Linked DNA regions of Homo sapiens: region 2 is linked to region 1. Evidence: read pairs that join two places in POLR2A ChIA-PET (ENCODE). Cell type or tissue: A673. All regions are shown on one strand. Links, peaks and the distances in the headings refer to the core of each region. The heading gives the core; the rest is flanking DNA. Region 1 holds the start of LINC02389 (long intergenic non-protein coding RNA 2389). Region 2 overlaps WIF1 (Wnt inhibitory factor 1).

What was found. ChIA-PET counts read pairs that join two places held together with the same protein. Peaks named below come from ENCODE experiments on the same cell type or tissue, not always from the same donor. Only the 100,000 strongest peaks of a DNase experiment are listed, where the experiment ranks them.
Region 2: POLR2A ChIA-PET joins it to region 1 with 13 read pairs; 2 of 35 experiments call an interaction of 5 or more read pairs at or near these places.

What each region holds. Positions count from the first base shown.
Region 1 is chr12:64,874,895-64,890,423 of GRCh38, reverse strand. It overlaps TBC1D30 (TBC1 domain family member 30), which reads right to left. Exons shown (of 12, transcript NM_015279.2): 12 at 9,391-15,423. The coding sequence ends at 14,636. It overlaps LINC02389 (long intergenic non-protein coding RNA 2389), which reads right to left and starts at 6,650. Exons shown (of 3, transcript NR_033988.1): 1 at 6,559-6,650. RefSeq lists enhancers at 287-928, 929-1,571. In A673, for the core only: a CTCF peak has its summit at 6,699; no DNase peak of the experiment used is centred there.
Region 2 is chr12:65,080,382-65,095,910 of GRCh38, reverse strand. All of the region lies in intron 2 of WIF1 (Wnt inhibitory factor 1), which reads left to right. It also overlaps the pseudogene RNU6-166P. Among named protein-coding and RNA genes, the nearest start is that of WIF1, 33 kb to the left of the region's middle. In A673, for the core only: no CTCF peak of the experiment used is centred there; no DNase peak of the experiment used is centred there; H3K27me3 peaks cover 2,469 bases.

The sequences.
Region 1 (15,529 bases), core at 5,510-9,509:
GTTCATTTTTTTCCTAAGCCAGGGGGCAGGAGTATTTTTAAATCTGATTTAAATTTCCAACGTCCACTGCAATTATTTCATTTCACCTCTCTCTCTCTTTCCTGCAGCGCAATTTCCCCCACCTCCTTCACTTACAGCCCAAACTCCCATCTCCTGTTCAAATGGAGTAGAGATTCCGTCACTCTCTCCCACCTCTACCTGCTGTACTTCCCCACACCAGCTTCTCAACATTCCTGTTTCTTCAGCCTTCCTTCTTATCTCAAAGAAGAGGAAGCTCCCAAGTGTGCATTTACCATTTGGTGTTTGCCTTTCGTTCACCCAACTGTCCTTCCCTGCGGGACTTTAAACTCCGTGAGGGAAGGAATGTGACTTTACTGGTCTGTGAAGCTCCAGAATCCCATCCTGGCCTGAGAACATTGCTCTTAGTGTCAATAATATGAGGTCATGGCTCACTGGAGAATCGGGATAACACCGAGGAGAGTGGTTAGTCATGCCTTTGGGAGACCTTGAGGAACACAGGTCGTCTACCAGGAGAAGCCGTAATGTCATGTCCAACTCCAGCTCAGAGTTTTGTGAACTCAGTTGTAACTACGATTTTTCAGTTCCCAAATACCTTGTCAGTTCTCCCTTCACATGGCAAAACACAGTGTGTTAACTAAGGAAGCCAAGCAGCAAACCCATGGTGTCTCTTACTCTGACAGTCCACCCTATCCCTTGACACTATCCCAGACTTTTGACTTGAAAGCGTAGCCTAACACCTTTAAAGAACCAAGGCTAATGAAGTTTGCATATCTTTAGGGAAGTCCAAGTGCCTTTCACTGGGCCATCAAGTGCTATTGGCAAGAAAGATAAGGCAATAGGAGAGCCAATGTAAAGCAATTTGTTAAGATAATAGAAGAAATGGAAAGGCATTATGCTAATGTTCGCAAATGTATGCCCAATTAAGGCAAATCTGCCTTGGGGCGATAATGCCTGATCCCTGCATTGGACAGAAAGGAATATTTGGAAGTTTTTCTGCCAGCCTAGTCAAATTCAATTCTGTGTGAATATTAGCCCTTGTGAGTAATAACAGACCTCTTTAGCATCCACTAATTCATATTCTTTAACACACCATCATTTTTCCCTCAGATTAGAAACATACTTTTTTTTCTCTTTAGGCTAAAACATGCCATTGTTCTGACGTCCTTTCCGGCTTTATCTAAGAGTGAAAAACAATGCCAAGCGGCCCTTGCCTCTTTCATACACCATGCCCATTAGCTGTACCCCTGTTAATGGGTCTTGGCTTCCATTTCCTGCAAAACTATGACTTTTTAATAATCATGGCCCTTTTGTTCCCAAAGCAACTTAAAAGAGGAGGGACACCAGTGTGGGTCACTGTATTTTAGGATCTAGTTGCCCATGTGGTGTGCACACACCATGAGAGGCCAGCAGTTGTTCCAGTCCAACCCTGACTCTGAGAGAGAAAGATTTTCTGAGTGTCTGTAGTACAATATCCTCTCCCGTTGCCTCCCAGATCACAATCTTCCATTACATCACATTAGTGCAGTGGTTTGGGGGTTGGGGGGACAGGCTTTTAGAAGGACCGTCACCAAGTGGTTAAGAATAAGGGAGCTACAGCCACACACCCAGGTTCAATTTCATCCTCTGCCACTCTCTGGCTCTATGACCTTGAGAAAGTAACATCCTCTCCAAGCTCCAGTTTCCTCATCTATTGCAGAAGAAGGAACACTAAAGCCAGGCGTGGTGGCACGCGCCTGTAGTCCCAGCATTTTGGGAGGCCAAGGCAGGAGGATCACTTGAGCCCAGGAGTTCAAGATTACACCGAGCTATGATTGTGCCACTGCACTTCAGCCTGCGTGGAAAAGTGAGACCCTGTCTCTTAAAAATAAAAGAAGAAACACTGGTATTTACTCTGAGGGGTGGTTATGAGAATTAAAGGAGGCAATCCATGTAAGGCTCTTAGCACAGTGCCTGTCAAACAGGAAGCACTCAATAAATATTAATTGTTATTTTGTGTTTATCTTCCTTCACTATCCCATAGACTCATAATTCTCAAAATTTATGGTCTCTAAACCTCTTTAGACAAGATTTAAACTTAACATAAGCTCTCAAAAATTATGAGGACCCTAAAGAGCTTATACATGATATCTTTTATTTAGTGTATTATAAGTAAAGTCAAAATATTTTAATTCTTTTAAAAATACAATAAATCCATTATCATAAATAAGATTCTATGAAAAATAACCACATTTTCCAAAACAAAAATATTTGGTGAAAGAGCAGTATTGCTTTACATTTTTGCAAATCTCTTTCCTATGTGGTTTAATAGAAGACAGCTGGGTTCTCCTATCTGCTCCTGCATTCAAGCTGTTGTGATATCACACATTATGCAGCCTCTGAAAACCTCCTTGTATACTTGTGAGAAAATGGGAGTGAAAAAGGCAAATCACGCCCTGATGTTGCTATGAAAATAGTATGACCTCTCGGACTTTATGAAAGAACCCTGGAGCAGTGTCCAGATTTTCTGATGTCAATATCAGCACCGCAGAGTCTCAAGTTCCAAGTCAGTTCATTGTTGGAGTTGGGAGAATTTTCCCAGACTATAAGGCCAACAGAATTGGATGTGAAAACAACTGCTGGTGCAACTGTGACTAGGCCCTAATTAAATGAGGCAGGAAAACCCTTAATCCCAACCTCACCATATACCCTCCGGTTCAGAAACTCAGGCCTGAGCCATGCAGAAGCCAGACCCCTGTTGTTCTGCCATTTGGATGAAGCTTGTTTGTGAATAAAATACTGGAATCCATCCATTTCTCCGGATTGAACATTAGCAACTGTTTTTTTTAATTGCTTTTCTTGTTTTTGTTTTTTTAATTTGTTTTAGAAGACAGTCAATTCAAAAAAAATTTTCTTGATGTAATTCCTTTTTCAAAAATTATCTTTTTAAATTCTGGAAATCCAATGTTTATGACTTAAGCCTTGTTATTTTTATACTATTAAAGGTTTGGGGTTTAAGGCTTTGTTTTGTGTTTTTGGCAAGCCTTTAAACAAATATTGTTGTTGAATAAGAACCTCTTCAAATGTTTTACTCATTCTTTATTGACCTTTCAAGATACACACAGTAGTGACATCACAGCCACCATGTCTAGCAGTGACACTCCAAACCATTTACCAGGCAAACTTAAGGAGTGGTTCATTCTCTGCACCTGGTGGGGATGGACAGTCCCTCCTGGAGGGGATCCATTGGTTACCTCTAAGATAATTTCAAAAGAAGGTGGAACTGGGACTCTCTGGGGCTGACTACTTTCTCAGGGAGAGGCATCAGGTGCAAAGCTATTTTTATCTCTTCAAAGCTCTACAACACAGGCTAGTCTTCCCCTCCCCCAACTATTTCTAGAAATTTGAAATGTTATTGTATCAGTCAAGACTAAATTGCTGGCACCAAACCCAAATTGAAGAGAAGACTTTTGGAGGGTAAGGGGTGGAGTATCCTCATTTATTGGAAACACTTTGCAATCATTCCACTCAATTTAGGAGGGCTGTGAAAATATAAGCATAAATAAAAATAATATATAAAACAACATAAACAATACAAATAACATCATGTATGGATTTTTGGCTGTGAAAATTATAACAGCAACTTATTACTATGAACAGCATGCTAAGTAAAAATGGTCCTATTCTTAGCTGAAGCACATTCTAATCTCTAGGTCTGTCTCTATCTCTGTCTTTCTAAATTATCTATACTATTTCTATACCTATACCTATATCTCTCTACATATGTAGCTCAGAAACTTTGTACTTGCTGTTTCCTCTTTCTGGAACATTCTTTCCCCCAAATACATGGATGAGGCCTTCTGACACTATAGCAGTCCCTAACAGCAGCTGTGGGCTCTCCTGTGATTCTCATATCAGTGAGCCTCCTACACCAATGATATACTCCATGCACATGGTGGGGGTTAGGGGATTGGGAACATATGGCAACTTGCCAATGTCAGAATGTTATTTTAAGTCACTTAATTACACCGAGCTACAGATTTTCATCAGTGAAAAAAAAGAGTGGTCCAGACTGGTAGTTTCCAAACTCTGTTCCCCAGAACCCCAAGATCTCCCCCAAAGCAACTTCAGGGGTAATGCTGGCAACCAGAGAGGAAACCAGTGTGCAGAGCTCTGGCCTCTCTGCCCCCACCTGAATGAGGGTAGTGGTTCAGTTGTACTCCAAAAGTCCAGATATTCACCCTAAAACATACAGGGATTTAGTATGTGATTATAAAGGTGGCATTTTTAATCAATAGGGGAAAGATTAATAAATGGTGCCGGCACCACTAGGTAACTATTTGGAAAAAATAAATGTTAAGATGGAACCTTAGTTCCCAACTTACACAAAAGTAAATTCCAAATGAGTCAGATTTAAACATAAAAAATGAAACCATAAAACTAGTAGAAGGAAAAAATTAAAGAACTTTAACCACAAAGAAGTAGAGAGAGCCTTTCCAAACATCACACAAAACCCAGAAGCTATAATAGAAAAGATTAATAGATATGACCAAATAAAAATGACCTTAAATCTATATACATGTCAGTAAATCAGCATGAACAAAGTCAAAAGATAATTGACAAAATGAGAAAAATATTGTGACACAGATTACAGACAAGGATGTTTTTCTTAACGCATAAAAAACTCACAAATCAGTAAGAAAAAGGCTGGGTGTGGTGGCTCATGCCTCTAATCCCAGCACTCTGGGAGGCCGAGGCAGGCTGATCACGAGGTCAGGAGATCAAGACCATCCTGGCTAACATGGTGAAACCCCCATCTCTACTAAAAAAAAAATACAAAAATTAGCCAGGCGTGGTGGCGGGCACCTGTAGTCCCAGCTACACGGGAGGCTGAGGCAGGAGAATGGCATGAACCCGGGAGGCGGAGCTTGCAGTGAGCCGAGATCGCACCACTGCACTCCAGCCTGGGCAACAGAGTGAGACTCCATCTCAAAAAAAAAAAAAAAAAAACCAGTAAGAAAAAAAACAGCAAGAATGAGCAAAGCCTATGAACAAAGGACATATAAATAACTTTTAAATATATGTCAACCTTATGCATATTTTTCAAACATACATTAAGTACTCACCCAATCAGAAAAGATCAAAAAATTTGATAAGATTCTCAGTAATGTGGGGGTAGGAGGAATTGGGCACTTCCTTACATTGCTGATGGAAGCAGAAACTTATGGAACATCTGTGGAGAGCAATTTGGCAACATGTATCAAAATTTTAAATGTGCATTGTTGACAAGTAATTCCATGTCTTAGAATTTATTCTTTAGCTAACTTCCTTATTAGCAATATTACATCATATGTACAAGGATATGCATATTCCATAGATATGAAATTGGAAGCAAACAAATAATCTAATAATAGATTAGAGAATAAATGTATTGTGCACAGACCTGAAATGGAAATCTATGCAGCAGTAAAAAAGAACGAGGTGGCTCTACTTGCACTGTTCTGGAACAATCTCCATGGTACATAGTGAAAAAGGAAAGTTCAGAAGGTTATTGTGTTACTGCTTACGAAAGTGTGTGTGTGAGAATGTGCTTGAATATGCATAAAACATCTCTGAAAGGATACAAAAGAAAGGAGTAACATCGGTTTCCTGTGGGTAGAAGCTTTGAGTGGATAGGGGACAAGGGGTGGAGGGAGACCTAGTTTTCCTATGTGCTTTTTCGTACATGTTAAATTTTCACCTTGTGCAAATATTATCTACTTAAAGTACAAGTCTAAACAATAATTTTATAATGTTCTGCTCCTTAAAAACCTTTGAAAATCATTGAGCTACATGATGCCTAGGATTGCCATTAGTAATGTTTATTATTGTGATATAACCACTTTTTATTAAATAATATCATGATTCTGTAATTTGTTTCACACTTGACAAATGTACTAGAAATTCTGCTCCATAGCTATACATGCAACAAAAATCTTTACACTTTTCACCATCTGTTAAATTCTGTTGCATAGACATTTGTGGAGTTCATCACATACGTTATATGTAGCTCAACCTTCCCCAGACCTTAGCAACTTCTTGGTCCAGATAGGGTCCCTGCAGCAACAATGACTCAACACCGTTCTCACAGACATATTTTGAAACAGGGCCTATAAAGTCCTCCCATCCCCTTAACTGGGCAAGGTTTTCTTTTTATATGTATATATATATATTTTTTTTTATTATACTTTAAGTTCTAGGGTACATGTGCACAACGTGCAGGTTTGTTACATATGTATACATGTGCCATGTTGGTGTGCTGCACCCATTAACTCGTCATTTATATTAGGTATATCTCCTAATGCTATCCGGTTTTCTTGAAATCTTCAGGGGGTGCCTCTCATGTGTTCCCAAACAAGTATGCTCCCAGCAGGCACTCCCACGGCTCTGCTGAACACTGCAGGTCCCGTGAGACCCACTTTCTCACCCAGCCCTGCTGCTTCCCCGCAGACGCCATTAGAGATGCCCTAGAGCCCCCCCCCCCCCCCGCCCCCGACCCCCCGTGAGAAAGCTGCCGCTCACCTGGGGGAGATGGAGCGAATGCCACGCTCTGTTTCCATTGCGTTCTGTCAGACAAATCCCACAAATATGCTGCTTGGGCTCCCAGATTTTATGGAACTTGGTGACACAGCTCTTCTTGTTTTGCTCACAGTCACTCTGCCCTCAACAGGACTCCTCCGGGAATGCAGATGGAACCGGAATGGTAGACAAAACTGGGGAAAGACAATCACCTCTCCTTCTGTGATGAGAATATAAGACCAAAGAAGACTCAAAGGGCTTGAGGAAAGAACCATCTTCAGAAAACAAGAACCATGTTCCTTGACTCTGTCACCTCTCTACACCACCTATTATTATCATGGGAAGACGGAGCCAAAACTGAGAGAGCAGTTTAGGAGAGGTTTGAGTCACTGGAAAGTAAAAAATAATCCTGACTACTGTTCACTGATACAGCCACCATTTTGCCCTTATAATCTGTAATCTTCACAACACCTCTGTTTCAGTTAAGAGTTTTTCAACATGAGTGGTAGAAAATCTGACCAAACTGGCTAAACCCCAAAATTGGAATGTTAGCTGATATAGTAAATAAGCTGAGACAAATTGGCTTTGGGCGTGGCCTGATCCAGAGCTCACAGGCCCTGAAAGCAGCCTGCTTTCTCTCTGTTTCTCAGCTCTGCTTGCTGAGTGTTAACTCTTCTCCAACAAGCTCTCCCCTCATGGTTACAAGAGAGCTGCCAGCAACAACTCCTGGGCTTTTTCCTTCCAGGTTAAATTCTGTTGCATATTCATTTATGGAGTTAATCACATAAGCTATATGTAACCCAATTTTCCCCAAACTTTAGCAACTTAGGACCAAATCCAGTAGAAATGAGTGAGTCTGCTTACGTGAGAGTTCAAAACAAGAGCCTAGGAATTGAGCTTCTTTTCCTGTGGCTCATCCATGGGTCAGACACCATGGTGAGGAGGAGGAAGAGTGCTGAGTGTCTGAGCTCAGGCCCTGTGCTCCCTCCAGGGCCATCACTGTCACCGGAAGTACATGGGCAGAGGTGGAGGAGGGCTGGCTCCCCAAGCAAAATTAAGGCAATGTTGCCAAAGCATAGTAAATTCTGGGCAGCAAAGACGGCAATTGTCCACAACAAACCCTATGAGATTGAAATTATTCTCATTGTACAGATGTGGAAATTGAAGGTCTCAGATGTTAAGTAACTTGCCCCAAATCATATAGTGGCATAGATTGGATTTTACCTCATTAATGTGTGCGATGAGACCAAAAGGATAGGTAGGTATCTGCCAGGCAGACTGAAGCAAGGAGGGTGCTCGAAGCAAGGATTTATGAATACACAGCAGTATGAGGGCATTAGCGGAGTGGGGGGCCTTCAGGGAACTTGGAGTTATGGGCAAAGTTATAAGACAGTGTAGCAAAGGAAAAGCTCAGGCTCTGGTGTCAGATAGATCCAGATGTTATTTGCCAGCTAAATAGGTTGCAGTGAGCAGGTTGCAGTGAGCTGAGATTGCGCTACTGCACTCCAGCCTGGGCGACAGAGCAAGACCCTGTCTCAAAAACAAAAAAAAATTACTAAGGGAGGTTTGTTTGTTTTTTTGCTTTGTTTCACATTTTAATATAGATTTCTGGACTCTCCAGGGATAGAGAGATTCCTAGGTTGAGGTATCAGGAAGTTTCCTCCCAGAAAACTGTTGATCACATAGGGGAATTCATCCACCTCCTTCCAACTGGCCAAGGATGTAACTGCTCACTTCACCTTCATCATCTGTAATACAGTGCCAGTAAGCTTCACAGAGCTCTTGGGAGGAATAAGTGAGATAGCACAAAGGAGCTAGTATAGTGCTGAGCTCAAGGAGCTCCACCAATGGTTGATATTATGGTGCTGGTGAGGATAGGTTGCACGAGGTAATGAATGGGGAAGCTGTGGGAAAATAAGACGGAAAATTAACCATGGGTCAAATCATGCTAAGATAAGGATTTTAGCTTTTACCCTCCAGAAATTGAAGAAAGATTTTGACCAGAGGGATGGCCCAATTAGTTTTTCATTTTAGAAAGATCATTCTGGCAGCAGTGTATAGCCAAGCAGCAGAGAGGTGGGGTGGGCAGGGGGAGGGTCCAAAATGGATGGCAGTGAGACCAGTTAGGAGACCATTACAATACAGTCATGTGCCACACCACGTTTCAGTCAACGATGGACCTCATGTGCTATGGTGGTCCTGTGTGATTGTAATACTGTATTTTTACTGTACCTTTTCTAATATGTTTAGATACACAATTACCATTGTGTTACAACTGACTGCAGTGTTCGGCACAGTAACTTGCTATACAGGTTTGTAGCCTAGGAGCAATAGGCTACACCATATAGCCCAGGTGTGTAGTAGGCTATACCATCTAGGTTTGTGTGAGCACACTCCGTGATATTCGCACAATGTTGAAATTACCTAACAATTTCCCCATCGTTACCCCCGTCATCAGGTGATATATGGCTATAGTTAACTTGTTCAGTGGTTGCTAAACTTAGTTCAACGTTCAAATTACTAAGGAAGGCCAGGCACAGTGGCTCACATCTGTAATCCTAGCACTTTGGGAGGCCAAGGTGGGCGGATTGCTTGAGGCCAGGAGTTCAAGACCAGCCTGGTGGACATGATGAAACCCCATCTCTACTAAAAATAGAAAAATTAGCCGGGAATAGTGGTGCACACTTGGTAGTCCCAGCTACTTGGGAGACTGAGGCAGGAGAATCACTTGAACATGGGAGGCGGAGGCTGCAGTGAGCCAAGATTGTGCCACTGCACCCCAGCCTCGACAACAGAGTGAGACCCTGTCTCAAAAAGAAAACAATTACTAAGGAGGTTTTTTTTTATTTTTTGCTTTGTTTCATGTTTTAATATAGATTCCTGGACTCTCCAGGGATAGGGAGATTCCTAGGCTGAGGTATCAGGAAGTTTCTTCCCAGAAAACTGTTGGTCCCATAGGAGAATTGATCCACCTCCTTCCCAGTGATCAGCATTGCCTAAAGGAAAACTAGAATTGTTATAGCAAGGATGTAAACACTAAGAAACAAGTGAACTTTCTGGTTTTTTAATGTTAAAACAACAACAACTCTTGAAGCCCCTGGGGCACAGGTTGGTGTAGCTAGATAAAGATTGCCTGGGATGGAAGGGATGGAGAGAATGGAATCAAGTGACACTTTGCAGGTCATTTGGTCTCACCAGAGCAAACGACCAGGAAGGAAGCAACCTTCAACGTGATGGTATTTGAAGGCGGGGCCATTGGGAGGTAATTAGGTTTAGATGACACCAGGAGGATGGGACCCTCATGATGAGGTTAGTGCCCTTATCAGAAGAGGAAGAGACCAAAACATACTCCCTTTCTCCATTGTGTGAGGACACAGTGAGAAGGTAGCCATCTGCAAACCAGGAAGAGGGCCCTTCCTCACCAGATACCAAATTTGCAGACACGTTGATCTTTGACTTCTCAGCCTCCAGAACTGTGAGAAAGAAATGTCTGTGTTTAAGCCACCTCAGTCTATGGTACTTTGTTACAGCAGCCTGAACTGAGTCAGACATTCAGCATTGGGAGATGGCCAGCAGGGAACGGCATGAAAGCTGACCCAATACCTACAGTACCAGTCCCCATTCAGGTGAGCACTGGCTGCCTTTGTGGAAGAACCACTCCAACAGTTCTGCCTTCAGCCACTGTCCAGCAAAGGCCTCCCATCCATCACTGTATCCTGGTGGCTCTATGACTGTAGACTTGCTGACTTTACTCTGAGCTGCCTGATGTGGATAACAGATAACTCCCACTTCAATGGTCCAAATACTCACCGGCCTTCACATTTCCATCCTGGGGATGAATCATAATTCATCCAAACATCTCCCCTATTCCCAGATGTTTATATTGTTTTCAGGTTTCCATTAGTACATTTAATACTTCAATGAACATTTGCACATAAAGCTTTTACTGCATAACTTCCAACTCTAAAATATCTGGTATTCTTTGACAAAACCTAGTAATGGCTATTTCTTTGAGTTCAGGATACCAAGTCTCAAGTACTATTCCCTTCTCAAAAGATACAATTAAAGTTCTTTTTATGAAATTCAATACCTGTTGATGAAGAAAACTCTTAGCAAGCAAAGAATAAAAGGGAATTTTCTTAACCTAATAATAGGCACCTACCAGAAACCTCAACATCTTACTTAATGCTTCTTTTAAAAGTCAGGAATGAGGTATGGGTGTTATGAGTGTTCATTATCACTGCTTCTAAAACACTTCTGTTGGCACTTCCACACTAGAAGTCATAGAAAGGAAAAAAAAGGAAAGAGACTGCTGCCTCTTCCAGGATGTAGAGAAGCAGGCATTCTCATTCACTACTTGTATAACTCCAACCTTTAAGAATGGCAATTTGGAGATATATGTATCTTAAAAATGGACATATTTCCTGACCCTTCAACTCCACTTCTATACGCATATCCTAAGAAAATAATTCGGGCTATGTACATACATGTAACAGGATACTGTCTCTACTACTATCTAATCAGAAACCTCCTATTTGACAAGGTACTGGTTATGTGAATTCTGGCATGAACACATTAGGGAATATTAGTCACTAAAAATCATATTGTATAAGAGCATTTACCAGAAAGACAGCTTAAACTACCATGTTCAACATAACTTTTTTGTAGATAATGGCGTGTACACACATACACAAACGTACTGGAAAGATCTATATCTATATCAGAGTATTGATGATTCTTTATGCTCTTTTTGTTTTCCCAATTTTCTAAAACCTGTGACTTTTCTAATTAGGAAAAATAATATATTTTAAATGCTGCAGACAGCAAAGAAAGTGGCTCAGAAACGATGTAAAGAGAGTTTTTATATGGGGAGATGGCAGCAACTATACATCTATTCATACAGAATCCTTAATGCCATGCAGCTAAACTATATTTATTGTTCATTTTATTAAGACAAAAATAAATAGTAGATCTAAAGGTTAATTTTAGGTAAACTCTCTAGGTAAACTCTGTGCTTACTCATATTCAGGAACCAGCGAGTCTGCAAATGCTGGGCAGGTCACAGGCCACCCTGCAACCCAGCGATTAGACTGGGGGAGATAGAGCTTATTGGGCTGTTTCCCTGGTTCATGTGACCAAGGGGGGTCTGGGGTTGGGGGTGAAGGAAGAAGGAAGAAGGGAGAAGGGACTGTCACAACAGTGTTCCATGCTTGCACTCAGAAAATGGCAGAACAGTTACAACAATGAGAATCTTTATGCATATAGCTTTGTGATCAATACAATCCTTCAGAACAACAAGAGACAAACAAAGGAATACAATGTCCCAAACAGCTGCAGTCCACAGGCTGACATTGCTAACTAGATTTAGATCATCTGGAGGCTTTTGTAAGAGGAACTGAGGTGCAGAGGCATCAGAATGAGTTGATTCCCGGCAAAAGGGCTAAGAGGCTACAGACATATCTAAAAATCAAGAAACCACTACTTGTTAAGTACTTCTGGTGTTTGCATACAGTGTCCAATACATAGGGAAGATAGCAAGTCCATACTGGTCTTTGTACATGCTGTGTGGTAGAGGCTACTGCAGGTTTCTTTATTTTCTAAAGTAGGCAAGGCTCATAAATTGACCAATTCACATTGTGATTACTTGGTACAATGCATGCATGTTATTGGTACACAGAGTGCTTTAATAGGAATCTGTTGGATTTTCAAAATTCTGACAAGGCCATTTTTACCTCAGAGGACTATTATCCTTTCACTTATTCATTCATTCAACAGATACGTATCCCAAACTGTGTGTTACCTCATCCATCCCCTTCTCAGGAAGACCAACCCTGGAAATAGGTGAGAGGAGAGTGTTCACAGGGCACAGCATGTGTTGTTGATACTAAGTTTGTGGACAGCAATGGTACAATCCCAAGGACTTGTATAAGTGGCCTCTACCTCATTAACCATTTCCTTGAACCCAGACCATCAGGGAGCTAGTGAGCTGATTCAAGAGAGGAAAGAACAATTCTCCATTCAAGTCAGACATCCCTCAAGGGGAACATGACTATTCTGACTCATTTGAGAAGGGGCAAAGAAAAGGATATGAGGTGGAAACACTATTATCTGTAAAGTTTAGCTGATGGAAGAAAATGGTGTCATTTGCTTAACTTTGGAAAATGCAGTGGGTCTCTGGGCCCTGAGGGTGGTATGCAAAATAAGCCCATCTCTCCACCTACAGCCTTCCCAAAAAACAGGCTGTAGGCGTGGCTGCTTTTTAAGAAGCTGGATGCTAACTTCAGATGGCACAGAATTCAAGACCAAAACTGCAATAACTTATTAGTCATATTTTCCATCTTCAGTTCCTTTGGGGGTAAAAATACCACGAAGAAGATAAAATGGCTTTTCTCACGGTATAGGTCATTGTTGTGTTTTCTGTTCAAAAAAAGCCCACACAACCACATTCTCTATTATAAAAAGTAGTACCTCTCATAGTAAAAGCCTGCTCTACAGTTACAGTTTTCGTTTCAGAATTAACAATCCATTAGCTCAAATTAATATTGGCTGCATCAACAATATTCCTGCAAGTATCGCCAATCGTCTTCCAGAGACAAACATGAAGGCTGAGTCTATTCCTCTAATGATGGCGAGGAGAAGGGGATTGAGGAGTGAGCCTTCTGTTCAGCCAAATAACAGGTGCATGAAGCATTTTTAAAATAAACTCCCTGTTCAGGATAAGGAAGTCAGAGCTGGTTTTGTAAAATGCCATCAAGGGACTCTGTACCATCTGGAGACAGGTCCTTTGAGTCAGGAGGGATTTTAGTGAATGGCTTCCCAGTCTTGGTTTTTACACGCTATGTAGCCAATACATCTGTGTACAAAGAGCATTAAACCCACCTATTGCACTGAAGGAAATGTGGCTAAGTCACTTGGAATACCGAGAGTACTGACCTTGAGTAACTGAAGTGCTACTTCACCTCTGTGTGGCTCAGAGTTCCCATCTGCATAGTGGAGACAAGAGGTGCTATCCCTGACCCGCTGGGTGAGAGAGAGCTAGAAAGGGCAGGAGTGAGAGGGAGCTAGAAAGCACTGGGGCCTTCTCCAGAGAAAGGCAGTGTTCAATTAACAAAGTACTCAACAAAGGACTCCAATCAAAAAGCACAAAATTCAAGTAACAGAGTCACAGGTGCTGTGTTCTGGCTTCTGAGCAGAGGCCTTGTGCGTCTGCAGTCTAGAGCTGGTGGGTGAGTGAGCTGTGTGGTGGGGGATGCAGGCCAGGCTCCGCATGGAGCCCATCAAGTCATCCGTACCACTGAGGATCAAAGCTCTCCTTGAGAGGCGAACACAAACCTCAGGAAAAGCTCAGTGGCGCGAGCAAGCTGTCCGGAGCAACTGCGTAAAGCATATGCCAAGTGTGTCCTGTGCATAAGATCTTCAGCTGGGTTATCGATTGAAATTTCAACAGATGAAAGGTTTTCTTCATTTTGCAGGTAGAAATAGACAGTTAAAGAAAGGCTATCTAGATTTTTCTCCTATGATTTAGCATAAGAATAAAAAAAAAATTTGAAACTGGTACTGTGGGAAATCTCACACGACACAATCCCCTCCGTAAAGCATGAAAAGGAAAATCAGGAAGTTTTTTGTAACGAAGAAACTTACTTTCTTTTTACAGTTTCTGTCCTAGCAAGCTGGTATGTGCATGCTTGAGTATTAGTAACACCCAGAGAACTGGAAGGTTTGGGGGTGCTGTCACAGGGACTCTGAAGGCCCCCAGAACAGAAGGATGGACGAGAGTTAACAATCTAGATATAGTCTTTTTTAAACAGCTCACAATGAAAAATTGGGAAAACTTCACACTATAAAACCACAATATTTATTTTGCCACAAGAATCCACTTCGTCAGTTAGCAAGTAGCTGGGAAAACAGCCCTGTTCTAACTCCTATTATAAAACTTCCAGTTCCCATTTTTTATGGGCTGTTGCTCATCCCTGAACCTATTCATTTTCACTGGACAAATAAAACTCTTTTAGAGCCATTCAGCTGCAACCCTTATACTACTGTGAAAAGGTGAGTCCAGATACAAAGTTTCGGGGAGACATCATCGTTTTTTAGTGCCACTGTTTCCACCGCCGGGTTTGCTGAAGCTCCTACTCATTTGAGGAAAGTGCACAGTTGGGGTTCTTTCTGTAGGGCCATATAATCCCAAGTTCCTGGCAGTAGCAGATTTCCGCAGGGGCTTGACGCTGGGAAAAGGGCTAAAGATGGGGGTTTTTGAGTTGCTGCCTTGGGGAGCTTTGCTGGTGGCTTTGTTTTCTTCGGGTGCACTCGGCGGCTCTGGGCAGTGCCGCTGGCAGGGTGGGTGCACCCTGAGCTCAGTTTCAGCTGCAGCATCCCTCTGGTTCAGTTCCAGGGCTCCCAACTTCGCCTGAACTGCAGACACATCCACATCAGCATCTCCGAACACCGGCTCCGGAGACTGCCCCTCGATCGTCCTCCTGGTACTGCCTTCAGGGCTGCTGCCTTCTCTCCCAGCTGTCGCTGTACAACCAGAGGGGAATGCCTCTGCTGCCCCCAGCCCATTGGTCTTGCTGGCCTCGTTCTGCTCATCTATCAGCCCTACGGTGTCCCCACAGCCCGGATGACTCTTGGTCCTTGGCATGTTCTTTTTGTGGACTCGGATGTGAGTTCGCCACGGGGAGTTGAGCTTCGTCTTAAGGTCTTCGTAGGGGACAGGAGATATTTTCCCTCCTGTGTGACCAGGGATGTGGATGACAGCATTCTTGGCAGCTCTGTTAGTCATTTTCATCTTCTTTCCTAAAAGAAGGTGGTTTATAACTGGAGAACTGTTTACCTGAGACGGGAGAATGCTGGTCACTGGCCCTTTGTCTGAAAGAAATGTTGAAAGGTAGTATGAAGTGTACCACAAAGAAACACATCCATCTTGGAACAGAAATCACTTAGAGGTCCTCCCAGCCCCGTCTACCACATCCCT
Region 2 (15,529 bases), core at 7,224-11,223, 200 kb before region 1:
TTTATGGTTTTGGGTTTTACATTTAAGTATGTAATCCATCTTGAATTAAGTTTTGAAAAATATGGAATGCTTCATGAATTTGCATGTCATCCTTGCACAGGGGCCATGCTAACCTTCTCTGTATCGTTTCAATTTTAGTATATGTGCTGCCGAAGTGAGCACGATCTGCTTCTTTTCTTTTCTTCTTTATGTAACCTATTTCCTTCTATTACAACTGGGGCCCTAACAAGCTCACTGATATTTTCTTTAAAGATAGTCAAACTGAAGATATTCAAAAACCTGATCTCTTTCCCCTTTGGTGTTACTGGTTTTCTTTGATCATCCTTTTTTTTGTGTGCAAGACATTTGAAATTACCTTTACAAAATAAAACGGACTATTGAAAATAGACTGATAAATAGTTATCATATCTGCCTCTAGGAATTATAATCAAATAGAGGAGATATGGGGCCAAATATATTTTAATGCAATGAGTACAATGAATGTATTGTGAGTATTTCTAATTTGAAAGATACTAACATATTTACAAGAGGAAAAGTTCTCTGTAGTGGCAGTAGAGCCACAAGGATTGCTTGAGAGTGCTATTTTGAACTAGAGAATCCAGAGACACAAATTTGCTCAGAAGTGGCTTTGGCAACTTTCAAATATGTTCCAAAATAAAGAAAAATTCAAGCTGGGCACTAGTGGCTCACACCTGTAATCCTAGTACTTTGGGGGGCCTGAGGCAGGAGGATTGCTTGAGCCCAGGAGTTCAAGACCAGCTTGGGCAACATAGTAAGACCCTGCCTCTACAAAAAAAAAAAAATACAAAAATTAGTCTGATGTGGTGGCATGCACCTGTAGTCCCAGCCACTGCAGAGGTTGAGGTGAGAGGATGGCTTGAGCCCAGGAGATGGAGGCTGCAGTGAGTCAAAATTGCACCACTGCACTTTAGCCCGGGTGACAGAGAGAGACCTTGTCAAAATAAATAAATAAATAAATAAATAAATAAATAAATAAATAAATAAATAAGAAGAAGAGGAAGGAGGAGGAGGAGGAGAATCCATGATAACAGGTAACAAAACTCACTAAGGTGACGATGGAGTGGGGAGTGGGAGGGAAGTTAGTAATAGTTATTGGGAAAGAAGAAGCCAAGACACAAAAATAACTCCTTTGATGTGTGCCCTCTTTATTTATTGCATTTGGTTTTATATACTCATCTGTCTTTAAAGATCTCATGTTTAGTACAAAAAGATGGGACTAATCTTTCCTTGGATATCTTTTATTCTGTCATTAAGTGCTCCTTCAATTCAGACTTCTTTGTTGCCCCCTTAGATAGATCAGAAAATTCTGTTGGTTTTGTTTTTTTCATGCTTACTTCCCTTCCTCCCAAAGCGAAGGCAATCAAGCTACACTAAACACCCACATTTCTAATTTGCTAATAATGCAATTTCATTTAATGAGAAAGAGGAAACAAATATAAACCCTAGATAATGTGGTTAATGACATAATGGCTTCCCAGGCATTTGGGATCTTCACATGAGAGCATGTCTTTGCTAAATGAATATATTTTCACTTATATTTTAACAATGATTTGTCGGAAAAGTATTTTCCCCCCGATATATTTTTCAAAGTACACAAGCCATGCAATTAGGTAAAAAGTTACTGTCTTTGATTAAATTGCTTTCCGCAAATGAGTGTTTATTGGATCTGGGAGAAATATTTGTCCTTTCAGACTTTCCAAAAATCCTCCCCTTTAGGTACTACACCCATGCTTAGGGGTTTGAATAGTTCAAGGCTGACAGTAGCTGTGAAAAGTTTCATAGCCTTTTAAGAAAGTTCAGCGGCTATGTTTGGGGAAGAGATATGTGTATTATGCAGGACTGTTAGCTAATGCCGAGACTGTAACATATGGAATTCATAAAGGTCCAATTACAGAACCGTCACTGTTTGCCATGGTTTTAACTTATGTAAGTTATTGATTATACTTTCATGAGATCATAATCAAAAGGTTATTCTTTGGTAATGGTGTGTTAGAAGAGCTTTATCCTGAACTTCAAAGCCATCCTCTGAGCCTCAAGAACAAAGGCTTAGAAGTTTGAACTGGGGCCAGAATCAGTCTGTATGAGTTAACGATGTTCCAGACCATCCGGGAACCGAATCCACCTATCCACATGCGGGAACTTTCTCTCATCACATCAGATCAACAGTCATCACTAAAAGATGACAGTTGATTCAACTTTAATGTGTCTGTGTGTGTGTATGTATTTTTTTAATGAATCAGCTTGACTAACTATAGTGTCTGCTTTCATTTGTTTTATAACCATTTATTTTGACTGTAAAATACTGTCATTTGCTGTGCTTTCAGAAGAGAGTGATTACCATTAAATAGGTATACATCTAGGAACAGGAATTACAAGTACTCAAAATTTGGAGAAAACAATTTTTAGAAATTAAAAAGCTAAGGTATAACTTAATATAAGTAAAAAGTAATGAAGGAGGGCTCAGGTGTGTCCTAATATTCTGGCATGTGTTAAGCAGGCAAAAAACAAACAAAAAAAACAGACTATGAGTTTGGCTAACGTTACAAATGGCAAATCTGCTGCCGCTCTTTTACTCTTAACATCCTTACATGAATTATTGCACCAAAGAAGCAAAATGCCATCATGTGTAATCACACAGAGCGATCTTTACTCTTTCTCACAGCAGCCCCTGCAAACCTACCACTAGGCTACTTTCTCTTTAGGTCTTTGGATGGATGCTCAGGCAGATCCTGAGATTTCTGTAGTCAACCTGACATAATAAAATGTTCTCTGATTACTTTAGTGCTAAGATTATTCTCATGCCAGTAATTAAAATCTCCTCTTCTGTGTGGTAGTTAAAATTATGATCCTTATTTAAAGTTAATATTCTCCTTTCCCTTAGCTGCAGCTTGGTTGGTTGCAACATGGTTGACCCTTCTCAGTAGGGTCTAGCTCCTCCAGGAGAGGGGTCATGGACAAGAGAGATCAGAGGTAAGAGGCAGACAGGAGTTGATGTCACCTACAGAGTTTCCTCTGGCCCCAGAGGATGTTTAAAACTGATCTTGTTATTATGGGCTCTGTCTCGGGTTCCTCCTCTGGGATCTCCAGACAGCTTTCCTTGGGTTAAGGCATTGCTTCCCCATGAGCTGCATGCTCATAACCATGGTACCCATCCACTCTGATACAGCCACACTGGCCTCTTCGCTATTTTTATGAATGTGCCAGGTACACTGCCACCTGAAGGACTTGGCACTAAGCATTCCCTCTGCTCTTCCCCCAGATATCTGCATAGCTTGCTCTCTCACTTTATTCCAGTCTCTAGTAAAACATCCCAGCCCAGCAGTCTTCCGAGTCTGTCCTCTCAGAAACAGCAATCGCATACCATGCATATATATATATATACACACATATATATACACACATATATATACACACACACACATATACATGTGTATATATATACATATATATATACACATATATATATGTATGTTCTGGGATACATGTGGAGAACTTGCAGGCTTGTTACATAGGTATACACATGCCATGGTGGTTTGCTGCACCCATCAACCCGTCATCTACATTATGTTTCTCTAATGCTATCCTTCCCCTAGCCCCCCACCCCCTGACAAGCCCCGGTGTGTGATGTTCCCCTCCCTGTGTCCGTGTGTTCTTGCTGTTCAACTCCCACTTATAAGTGAGAACATGTGGTGTTTGGTTTCCTGTTCCTGTGTTAGTTTGCTGAGAATGATGGTTTCCAACTTCATCCATGTCCCTGCAAAGGACATGAACTCATTCTTTTTTATGGCTGCATAGTATTCCATGGTACATATGTTCCACATTTTATTCTCTACCATCTTTCTCCACTGAAGTCTTCCACATAGTGCCTGTCATTACTTGATATATGTTCATTTAAATATTTCTTTAAAAATTATGTGTCTCCTCCTCTTTCTCATATCAGAAGTAGGCTCCATGAGGGCCAAGAGTTTTTACTTCTTTTGCTGACTGCTGCATCCCTAGTGCCTAGAGCAGAACCTGGCACATGGAAACTACTCAGTAAATATTTACTGGGTGAATGAATAAAAGAAGGCATGAACACAGAAAGATCAGCCAGATATAATGATTTGCTCTTCTGTGTGTATCTCAATTTGGAAAAGATTTTGTTCTTAATTAATTAGAATTAATTTACTTTTAAACCTTTGATCAGAGCTATTCATTGAAATGGATTCCTGGGGTAAAAGGCAAGACCTATGAAAATCAAACTTGCTTTTGGAAATATAAACACAGTAGAATTTAATCACAATACCATTTTACCTAGTCTGTGATTTCTTTTTATTCAAACTGTAATACAGGAAATTGGTTATATAGGATACAATATTGAATTTAATTTAAACAGAAGCAGATACTCTTATTAGCTAAGTTCAGGCAAATAGTATTATTATCAGAGATTCTCAAAGATAGGGAATAAGACTTCTTCTGTTGTTTTGCCTTGTATAATACTGGGAAATACATGGAGATTTCCTTGTATAATACTGGGAATAATATATATAATGTATAATATATATTATATATGGAATATATATATATAATATATAAAATACTTGTCTTGCATAATACTAGGAAATACATGGGATTTCCTCTCTATGTCTTTCTTTTTTTCATTCCTTAAAATTTTTATTAAAGAAACTAGGTTTTTGCCCTGTAGAGTTTTCTATAGTCTGGATTTTACTGATTACATCTTTGTGGTGTAGTTTAACTTATTCCGCTATCCTTTAAATTTCCTGCAAATTAATAGTTTGATAAGACATTTTAAAGTTAAAGAAATAAGATAATTCCAATTTTGCCTATATGTGCTAACTTGAACTAGAAAAGGAAGGTTGTTTTGGACTATTTTCACAGCCCCTGCTTTCATTCTGAACCTTACTCCCTATACCCACAATGCATTACAGAGACCCTCTGTTGATCACACCCCTCCAGCTCCCATCACCCAGGAATCTCCAAGCTGCTTTTTTCTATGGGTACTGCCACTGTCAAGGGACTCCTGCTACCACACTGCACCAATAAAGGACTTTATATTGATCCTGTGTATAGTAACTAGCATTTGTTGAATGCTTACAATGTGCCAACATTTTCACCTACTTTACATGCATTATTTGATCCTCACAACAGCACTGCAAAGTAGACACTGGCTTCCTTGGGTTCCTCAAGCTTGCCAGAGTCCTCCCAGAGCTTACGCAACTGATCTTTCCTCTGCTTAAAAAGCTGCCCCTCCTTCACCTGTTTAACCTCTGCTCACTGAGCAGATCTCAGTTCTGCCATCCTTTCTCAAGCAAGCTGTTCCTGACCCCCAAGTTAAGCCAAAGCACACATTCTCAAAGAACCCCATGTACTTCTCTGAAGCCCTTTATCACAGTCTCGATTTTTTACTTACTTGATTAATGATCAGCTCCCTTCCAGCCTGCAAGCTCCATAAGGACAAATACTAGGTCTGTTTTGACTCAGCTTGGCATCTCAGGCACACACAATGCCTTATGCCTGGCACACTCCATACATATATGTTGAATGAATGTAAGGCTAAGCCTGTACCCAAGGCCAGCTAGTAAATAGTAGAGTTAGAATTCAAGCCAAGCAGGTCTCACTCTAGCCCAGACTTCACCCACATTCTCCCCAGCCTCGTGGCCATTGTTATTTGGACTGTTGGCTCTCTCCCTTCAAGAGCCAGCTCTGGACCAGCTTAGTCTCCCTTGTTGGCCCCTTTTCCCATCTCCCGCTGACTGTTGACTGGGACCCAAATGTCTACCTCTCTCAGCCAAGGCTTTGCAAGTATACTTGAACTTCTGTTTCATTGAAAGTCAGAAATTTCATACCTTAAATGGACATGGTAAAAGGTGAGTTACCTATTTTTTTAGACTATACTAACTTAAAGTTTGCATTCATTTTTTAGAAACAGTTTTTCAGCCACAAAAAATAGATTAGTCACTGCAGATTCAAATAAGAAGAGAAAAAATCCCTTCCAATGAGGAGAGTTTAATTGGGGTAGGGGCCAGGGGGAAGAGACAAGAAAATAGATTTTTACCGTAAGTACAATAGTATAAAGATGAGGAAGGGGACAGGAAAGAAGCATCTGTAGCAAGGGCAGTTTAACTGAAGAGATGACATTTCATCCAAGCTTGGAGAGGTAAGTCAAAGTCTGCTTGGTGGGCAAGTGCAGGGAGTGGATACTCCAGGCATAGAGTATGAAATAAGATTCATGACAGAGGCTGGTGGCTAAGTTAACTTGAAGCTTGATATGGCCAGATCAAAGACCTGTGAGGCAGGATGTGGGAGAAGAGGCTGGTGGGCAGAGCTAGAGAGAAAGTTGTAGCTAGCCAAAGTCTTCATTGTAATAAGAAACCATTAAGGGTGTTAAGTAGGAGCAGTGATATATTCCAGTTGGCATTTAAGAAGAAAAATTGGATGATGGTGCCGATTGAGGGAATAAATCTGGAGCGCATGAGTTACCAGGGAGGTAGGTTAGGAGCATGAGGGAGAAATGTCTGAATTTTGGTCATAATATTGGGAAGGAAAAGACAGGAATAAAGCTGAGAAATCAATGAGAATTTGTGGAGGTAGTTGGTAAGAAAGAAGTTTGGAGTCTAAGAAAAACTGCCAAGTTTATGTCTTGGGTAATAGGTATATTATGCTTTCCTAAGGAATACAAATGAACAGCCTCATTGGGAAGATAATGAGTTTGTCCATTATCTTTCCAATGTTAAGTCCAAAGGGAGAAATCTAGTTGACAGTTGTCAATATGAATCTAGAGATTAGGAGAAGGGTGAAAACTGGAGATAAAAATCTTGGAGGCTAATGAAATGTAGGTGTAATTTGAAGTCATGGAAATAGATAAGATGCCCCCAAAATGAGAGCATAAGCCAGAAGAGCAGACTAGTAGTTGTTTCCTGGGAACATCAACATTTAAGACAATGGTTCTTAACTTTTTTGAGTCATAGATTCTTTTGACAATGTGATGAAAGCTAGAATCTGCTCCCCCCCAGAAAAATATTCATATGCATATGAACATCGAAGCTATGCATTCTCTAAGGACGCATAGACCCACATTCAGAACTTTTTTTTTGAGGTGCAATTATAGAGAGAAGAGCATGTGAAGGTGACTAGAGAAAGTGATTGGAGAAGGAGAAGGAAAACTCAGAGAGAGTTGCTATGTATACATCAAAAAAGAAGAGAAGGAGAAGTTACTTGTCATTAAAAAATTTCATAGAAGACAGGAGAGATAGAGATGGGAAAGGGCTCATTGGACTTAGCAACTTGGAAATCATCAGTAACCTTTTATGAGAAATTTTAATAGTGACTAGGGCAAAAACCATACCGTAGTAAAGACTGATGGGCAAGAAAACTGAGGCCATGGTTATAGACTCTTTTAAAAGCATAATGATGGTAGAGACAGAGTTTTTAATCTTTTCATCACATTAGTATACTTACATGTGCACAGATGGCATAAATGATGGGGCCAGTCTCAGAGGATATGGAAAGGAACCAGGATTGGATATTAGACTATTTGTAGATAGATGGGGGGGATGTTGAGAGGATTCGTATATAGTAATCTCTGTTTTCTTTGTGGATATTGACATCAGTTGAGAGAAGATAGCAGGAATGGGACAGCATACCTGGGGGAAAACTATGAAACTGTTGTGTGTACAAGAAGGGAGAGACTAATGATGTTTACAAGAATTTCTTGGGGATTGGGAGGACAATTGAAGTTGGCCATATAGATTTAGTTAGTCCTCAGATTATGGCTTGTCATCATCAGTGCTCCTCAGGAAATGTTCAGTTCTGCCTTAGTTTCTCTTTTTCTTAAACAGAATGAATAATGCATGTATGAGTAACAACTTTTAAATAGCAAATGATTAGAAGAGCTTAGAAGAAAATTAAAAGAGCAAAGTATGTTATATCTTTTAGGCAATGACTTTTTCTAAAGTGTAAAATAAAATTTATCAAATACATGACTGTTCTTAAAATCTTCTTTGGTAAGACTAGTTTTGGACTTTGAAAATCTGTAACCAAGAGGTTACAGACTTTTTTTTTCCTGTTTGACTCTTAGGTAGGAATAGAACAAACTGCTCATTAGAAGATACCTTGTAATATAGTATTCTGAAATATGCAATTGCAATTACTTGAACAAAAATGTCAAATTAAGGCTCTTCTCATAACCTTTATGAAAGTATCTAATGCATTTTTTCAAAACATTAAGCTAAGGGGGAAAGTCTGTGTTTTTTTTCCTCCTTTTTTTTAAATCAAAGAATAAGTTGATACTGTCCATGTGGATTCAATGAAAAAATACTAAAGAATTTAAGAAAACTACCTAGAGCTAAACTAAGAAAAATATGACCTAATTTTAAATATTTTGGAAGTCATCACTGAATATATCTTCTGATATTTCAAGTTTAAAATTTTGACATTTACTTTTTATCAATAGAATGAAGTAAATATACAACCCTGGAGGTAACTATGCATTTTAAAGAACTGTGAAAGAAATGGAACATTAATTTTGCCTCTTTAAGTTACTTATATGTGCTACTCAAGTTTTTATGTACACTTTGTAAATATCATTCTGTCCTAAAAATTTTGATTTGCTGAACTATACCACCATGTGAAATGCATGAAGGAGAGAACAAGGGAATTAGATATTGATGAAGAACAAATGTACTGCATAAGGTGTGAGGGTAATTGCTTAGGATTTTTGTTTTGTTTTATTTTTTCCCCCGCGATGGAGTCTCACTCTGTCACCCAGGCTGAAGTGCAGTGGTGCGATCTTGGCTCACAGCAACCTCTGCCTCCCACGTTTAAGCAGTTCTCCTGCCTCAGCCTCCAGAGTAGCTGGGATTACAGGTGTGCACCACCATGCCCAGCTATTTTTTTTTTAATTATTATTTTTAGTAGAGATGGGGTTTCACTATGTTGGGCAGGCTGGTCTCAAACTCCTGACCTCATGATCCACTGCCTCAGCCTCCCAAAGTGCTGGGATTACAGGTGTGAGCCACCATGCCCAGCCAATTGCTCAGGTTTAAAAAAATTATTAGTAAAGGAATAGCTCTTAGCACAGTTCTCTTTTCCCTTCATACAGATGAATACTCAATGACTGCTTCTGAAGCTTTAAGAAAAGAAATATTCAAATGTAAGCCTTGAGATGAGATGAAAAAAAAAAAAAAAGAAAGAAACACTAGGAAAGAGATTCCTTTTCCCTTTCCAGAACTGTCTCCCTCTCCCTTCTTCTCCCAAGTACCTGCACACACACTGCTGCTTTCTGGGCACCTCCATGCTCTGGAATCATCATTTTGCCTTAGCATCTAACAGAAATGTGTCGTTGTGCTCTCAAGTTTCTCCATGCTGTTCCTTTTTCCACACCTCCTGTTTAGACTGACCCTGGTCCCCACAGTGTCAACCACACCACTTGTAATGACATTTTCTTTCCTCAGTCCCTTATCTTACCCCACCATAGTTGCCTAATGCTTCCTTCCTCCCCATGCCCAATTTTTAGGTTGGCATCGACCCAGGACTTTGCTACTGCTTGAGTTGGAGCAGGCTTACTGTGAGGAGGAGGCACTTGTCCTGGAAGCTTGAGGGGAACAGAAGTTTTCAGAAGCCCCACTGCTGCCTACACCACCCTTTCCATTATAAATTTTGGCAAACCAGTGAAAGCAGTGTGCTGAACAGGGCTAAATTTGGTTTAAAGACTATATTTATACCAATACCTTTTTTTTTTCAATTTTTAGATGAGCTGAACAAAGTGTTTTCCATTTCCCAATGCTTTGCTTTTCTACTTTTCTGTCACCCCTTCCTCAAAAAATAAAAGTAAAAAACCTTAACTGTTGGTTTTATTTAATACAAAATAGCAATATAGCCCTCTGTTGCTTCTCTATCTTTAGACATCTTGAAAGAGAGTGACTAGCCAATGATTTGTCAGATAGCCAGGTCTGTTTCTGGTTTGCATGAACAGTGGTGATTCCAAACTCTAGGAGGAAAAAATGGAAAATGTCTTAGAAATTTCAGATTCATGTGAAGCCAAACTGTGATCTTCTGCCAGTTTTAATTTACAAAACTCTCATAGTCCTGGATGTGTTTATTTGAACTTCAAGTTTTAATATCACCATTATATTCCAATAACCTCACTCCCTCAGTCCAGCCCACTGGCTGTGATCTAGTCTAGTGTGTATAAAAACAATGACTAGAACAGAAGAAGTTGGCTAATTGAGATTTTCTCTTTAGGCAATGTTTCTTCTATCGCCTGTTTAAGCCATGATCAGTAAAATAAATAGCTACGCTGCATGAGAAGGTGCTTTCCCTTTTCCTTTTGAAACAAGTTCTTCTAAGAGCTAGTTTCAAAAGCAGGCAGGGAAAAATAGTCATTGTTGATATAGGTTGAGCATTCCTAATCCAAAATCTGAAATGCTCCAAAATCTGAAACTTTTAATGGCCAACATGACACCACAAGTGGAAAATTCCACACCTGACTTCATGTGACTAATTGCAAAATTATTTAAAATATTATATACAACTACCTTCAGCCTATAAGGTATATATGAAATATGGATGAATTTTGTGTTTAGACTTGGGTCCCATCCCCAAGATATCTTATTATATATATTCAAATATTCCAAAATTTGAAAAAAAATCTAAAATCCAAAACACTTCTGGTCCCAAGCATTTTGGATAAGGGATACTCAATCTGTGTTTCACAGTTTCGCAGTGATAGCACAATTACATCCTGTAATTTATAGAAGGCAAAGTGACTGGAACCCAAGAGGGAAATATAAACCAGAAGAGCCTTGGGCAAAGTCTTGTGTCAGAACAGGACCTCATTTACATTATCTCCTTTCATTCTTTCTGGGAGCCTCATTGCCAAAGGTTTGTGCCAGAACAAGCATAAAACAGTTATAAACTACACACAGATCGGGTAGATAACAAATGTCAGTGTTTGATTGTTCTTTTTTTCAAAAGTGCTCTGTATTCTCAATTGTGGGCTGCAATGACTGACCACACAGAAGAGTAAGAGAGAAGTTTTTGGCCCATAAAAGTAACTTAGCAATTGCCAAACAGAAAAGCTGCTGCCTGTCACTAGAATCAGAGGCTAATGCCATTTTACCACAACAATGTGTTCTGGAACGCACCGGGTTTACACTTCTGGATGCCTCTCAGTAGGTCATTCATTCACTTATTCAGCAGATATTTTTCAAATGCCTTGCTGTGCACAATGCTGAGTGAGTCTCCAGTAGACCATTGGAAAAAATATGTAGTCCCATTCTTAGCCACAGGAATCCAACATTTAGATGAGAATACAAGATATAAACATATGAAAAGTTAAATAATAATACATAGTGGTAGATGTTTAAGGGCCAAGCTGGTTTAAGTCCTATTGAAGGTCAGTAGAGGTTAAATCACTGGAATATAGGCATGGCTATGGTATCACCTCGGGCCAGTGAGCTCCAGAAGATGATGCCTGTTGGGGAGTAGTGAGAGATAAAAAGATAAAGGAACCAGGCTGTGGAGACACCTAACAGGCCGAAGGCCTTATCCCATCCATAAGCAGGGACAGGAAAGGATTGTAACATGGCAAAAGTGGTGGTTTCATTTGATGTATTGGCCACTTTTAAAGAGAAGGGCAAAAAGAATATTTCAAAGAATGTTATAAAAATGCCAATATGAGGAAATAAATGCTGGATTCAGGTGGAAGTGGTGAGGATGAAAGGAAGGTACAGAATCATAAGATATAAAAGAAGAAAGGATAAGATTTTGGTGTCTTTCTGTGGGGACATGAGATAGAGGTAAGAAACAGCAATAACCCTGAGCTTCAGTATCTTTGTTAATTGAAACAATAACAAGACCATTGGCAGCTAAAAAGAAATTAAGTGTGGCTAGGCACAGTGGCTCATGCCTGTAATTCCAGCTACTTGGAGGGGTGAGATGGGAGGATGGCTTGAGCCCAGGAGGTTGAGGCTACAGTGAGCCATGATCGTGCTACTGCATCCCAGCCTGGGCAAGAGTGAGGTGCAAATAAAAGAAAAGAAAAGAAAAGAAAAGAAAAGAGAAAAGAGGAGAGGAAAGGAAAGGAAAGGAAAGGAAAGGAAAGGAAAGGGAAAGGGAAAAGGAAAAGAGGAAAGGAAAGGAAAGAAAAGAAAAGAGAAATCAAGTGGGGGAAGCTGATTTTGGAAGATAATGAACCAGGCTCCATGCACATGAGCATGGGCATGACGCAGATGGCAAGAAGAGTCTGTGCTTTGGAAGAAGGATGTGAATGGTTCATGTTGAGCATTGCTGTCTACAGGGAAATGGTTCAATCTGTGAAAATACCTGAGCTTCATGACAATATAAAAAGAGTCTTAGTGATTTTATATGATTATGAGCTGAGAGTTAATGAGGAAATGCAGGAAAATCAAGAAGTGATATGAGAATCAGAAGAGTGTCACAGAGTCCAAAGATAATGAGCTTTGAGTTTGAAGGATGAAATTTTGCAGAGGTAACAAGAAGAATTCTGAGGAAGAATGTGAGATCTGGCAATTTTTGCTCTAGATATTCAGATTATTTTAATCATTGGGCATGCTTATTCGTTTTGTTTGGGTCTTTAACATTGAACTATTTTCCTTTCTTGCTTATTTTAGATTTTTTCTGGCCCTTCACTTACAGCGTACGATCTATTTTACATCTCTTTAGTACCTCTCATACCCAGTGAATCTGCTAATCTGAATTCACAGTGAATCTGCGAATCTGAATTCACTTGTATGCTGTAACAATAATAGGCTGTTGTGAGAATTAAATAAACAGTAACTGCAGTATAATAAACATTCAACAAAAATTATTTGAAAATTTTCAAACCTTACAGCTTTTGTGTGTTTTGTATCTATAAATGCCTGAAACCTTCTTTAGAACAAAGATGATAACTTTATTGTTTTAATGTTCTTCCATGAGCACTTAGGTCAGCATCATGATATATGGGTTAAAAGAGGTTTGAAGTCCTTGGTTTTCTGAAAGATCTTTGATTCTTAACTCAGAGGCTCCTACAATTATTGTGCTTATTAGATTAAGTACACACCATAAACACAGAACTTCAAAGGTAGAAGAGAAATACTGGATTCTCTTCATTCCTCTCAATAAGGGGTTAATGCAATTCTCTGCTTCCTTTCTCTATGTCTACCCTAAAAGGAGTGCCAGAACAAAGGCCTTATGAGTTGTCCCATTTTGCTGTTTAAATGATGTCTTCATCTCATCTGGAAGGAACAATCCTAATATTCAGCCAAGTCCATTGGAAGCAAGTTAAATGACCTCCAGCACTCCTCTCTTGATAATATTTGGGTGTCTTTTATGCTTCTCCATGAAAAGAAAATTTACTGCATGGCAAACCATGCCAGTGAATTATTCTCCTGAATAGACCCATTCTTTGTTTGAATACAAAGCAACCTTTTCATGTGTTTCCCAAATAATTACTCTGTTTGCCTTTACCTGAGTTTCCTCTAGTGTCATTTAATGGAACAAAATGTACTTTTTCCTAATAGAGGTTTTAGACTCTCCAGTATACCATTTCTCTATTACTGTTCATGCTCTGAGTTCCTTTTATCTAAATAATAAATCTACAATTTGTGGAAATTGTTCCCAAACTTTAAAGCTAGTTCTCTGTTCTCTTTGGCATAGAATTTAGATTTTATTTGCTCTCAAATAAGTTTTTCCAATGGGGAGATTTGGGTCTAAGAATATTTATTATAAATAAAGTAAAAACAGAAAGTCCTGTCTAGAAGTTAGAGTATGGCGTAAATATATTGTTCATCAGCCATTTCTTGTGGCTTTTAATTTAAGCCCTTAGGTTAAATGAAGGATATATTTACTCTGTAGTTCATAATACTATATTTGTGGAAATATTTTCACAGTATTGATGGTTTTAGATTTCTTTACAATGGCAAAGTAAAACTTTGAAAGAAGTTAGTGTCAACATCAGAGATAAAAGGTTAGTCAATTTCTAAATGGTTTTCAAGTTAAAATTTTTCTTTTTTCTTTTCTTTTTTTTTTATCTTAAAACTTCCCAGTGTGAAGTTAGAATTTTTAAAGAGGCAATGAAAACCACAGACAAAATCTTTTTTAAAGAAATGTACCAAGTATCCAGGAAATTACATGTTTCAGAGATTCATGCACCATTAGTTATCATCTTCAGCAAGAAAGAAAACGATTTACTCTGGTAACTGCCTTTTGCTGATAAGATCCAAGAAAGAAACCAGTTCCTGCCTTATGAACAGTCTTATTAGAATAAGACAAATGTTTACTGATTCTCAAAGAAATAAAAGGGACACTTTTGTGTAAAGTGTGTTATTGATTAGATCAGAGTATTGGGTGTCCAGAGAAATCTATTAAGCCTAGCTGCATCATGTGAAGCAGTCGTGCCACTGCTCATTATCAACTCTCTGATGCTAAGTATAACAGATTCCATGCTTCTCAGTCTACCTTCTGTGGTCATACCTGAAGGCTCTGTGAAGTTATGTTTCTGGCCTCCGAATGGAATTTTTTCAGTTCCATATTCTTTGAACATCATCAAAACTTTTTGGAAGAGGCGTTCAGAAGCTATTTTATGCAAATTGCTGCACTTTCAAGGAGACATGGAAGAGATTTAAATAAAATTGTTGTTTAAACACAGCCACGTTAAATAGATGTTCAAGAAGAATATTTTATCTATGATCAGAGAATTATGGAAAAAGAATCATCAGCCACGGAACTGAAAGGAGGGTACATGATTAATGCTTTTTAAAAAAAATACATAAATGCACTTATTTCATGAAAAGATATAAATTCACATATAGAAAATCTGAAAAAGAGAGAAAAGAAAAAAAATCACCATCAATTCTACACAATCATTGTTTTAATCTTGGTGTCTAGTTTTTCTTATTAACTAAAAGTTTATTTTTTAAATTAAATTATATTTGTTAAAATTATTGTAGTTTTACAAATGTAATTTTTAAATATATCACACATAGAAAGGTATATTTAATTTATAATGTGACAAAGCTCAAAGATATAATTATGGGGTAGCAAATGATAACTTATATGGTATTTGACCTTTTAATTTCAAAGTTTTTTGCATTCTATCCATTCATTTCTTTTCCATCATTATATGTACTGTTAAGTCTTTAGAATGTTTTGGCACATGGTGTGCATTACACCCAAGTTTATTGTGTGATTGTTGTTACTGTACTTAGTAATAGAAATAATTCAAATGTTATTCATTATAAGGGCATCTATCACTAAATCCTTTCATAGTGCCAAATAAAATACGTTTTAGAACAGTATGTTAAATGATACATATTATCTAGTAAAATGTAGAGGGAAGTGCAGGTGGTAGAAGTCATTTAAAACACCTGGATTCATGAAAACAAATCCACTTTTAATAGTCATTGGTTTTCCTGCAGGGACAGAAATACTGTTCTCTCTTTCAAAGGAATTCATTCCAAATTGAATTACCTTTCCTGACAACACTCCTTTCATCAGACTTCTTATA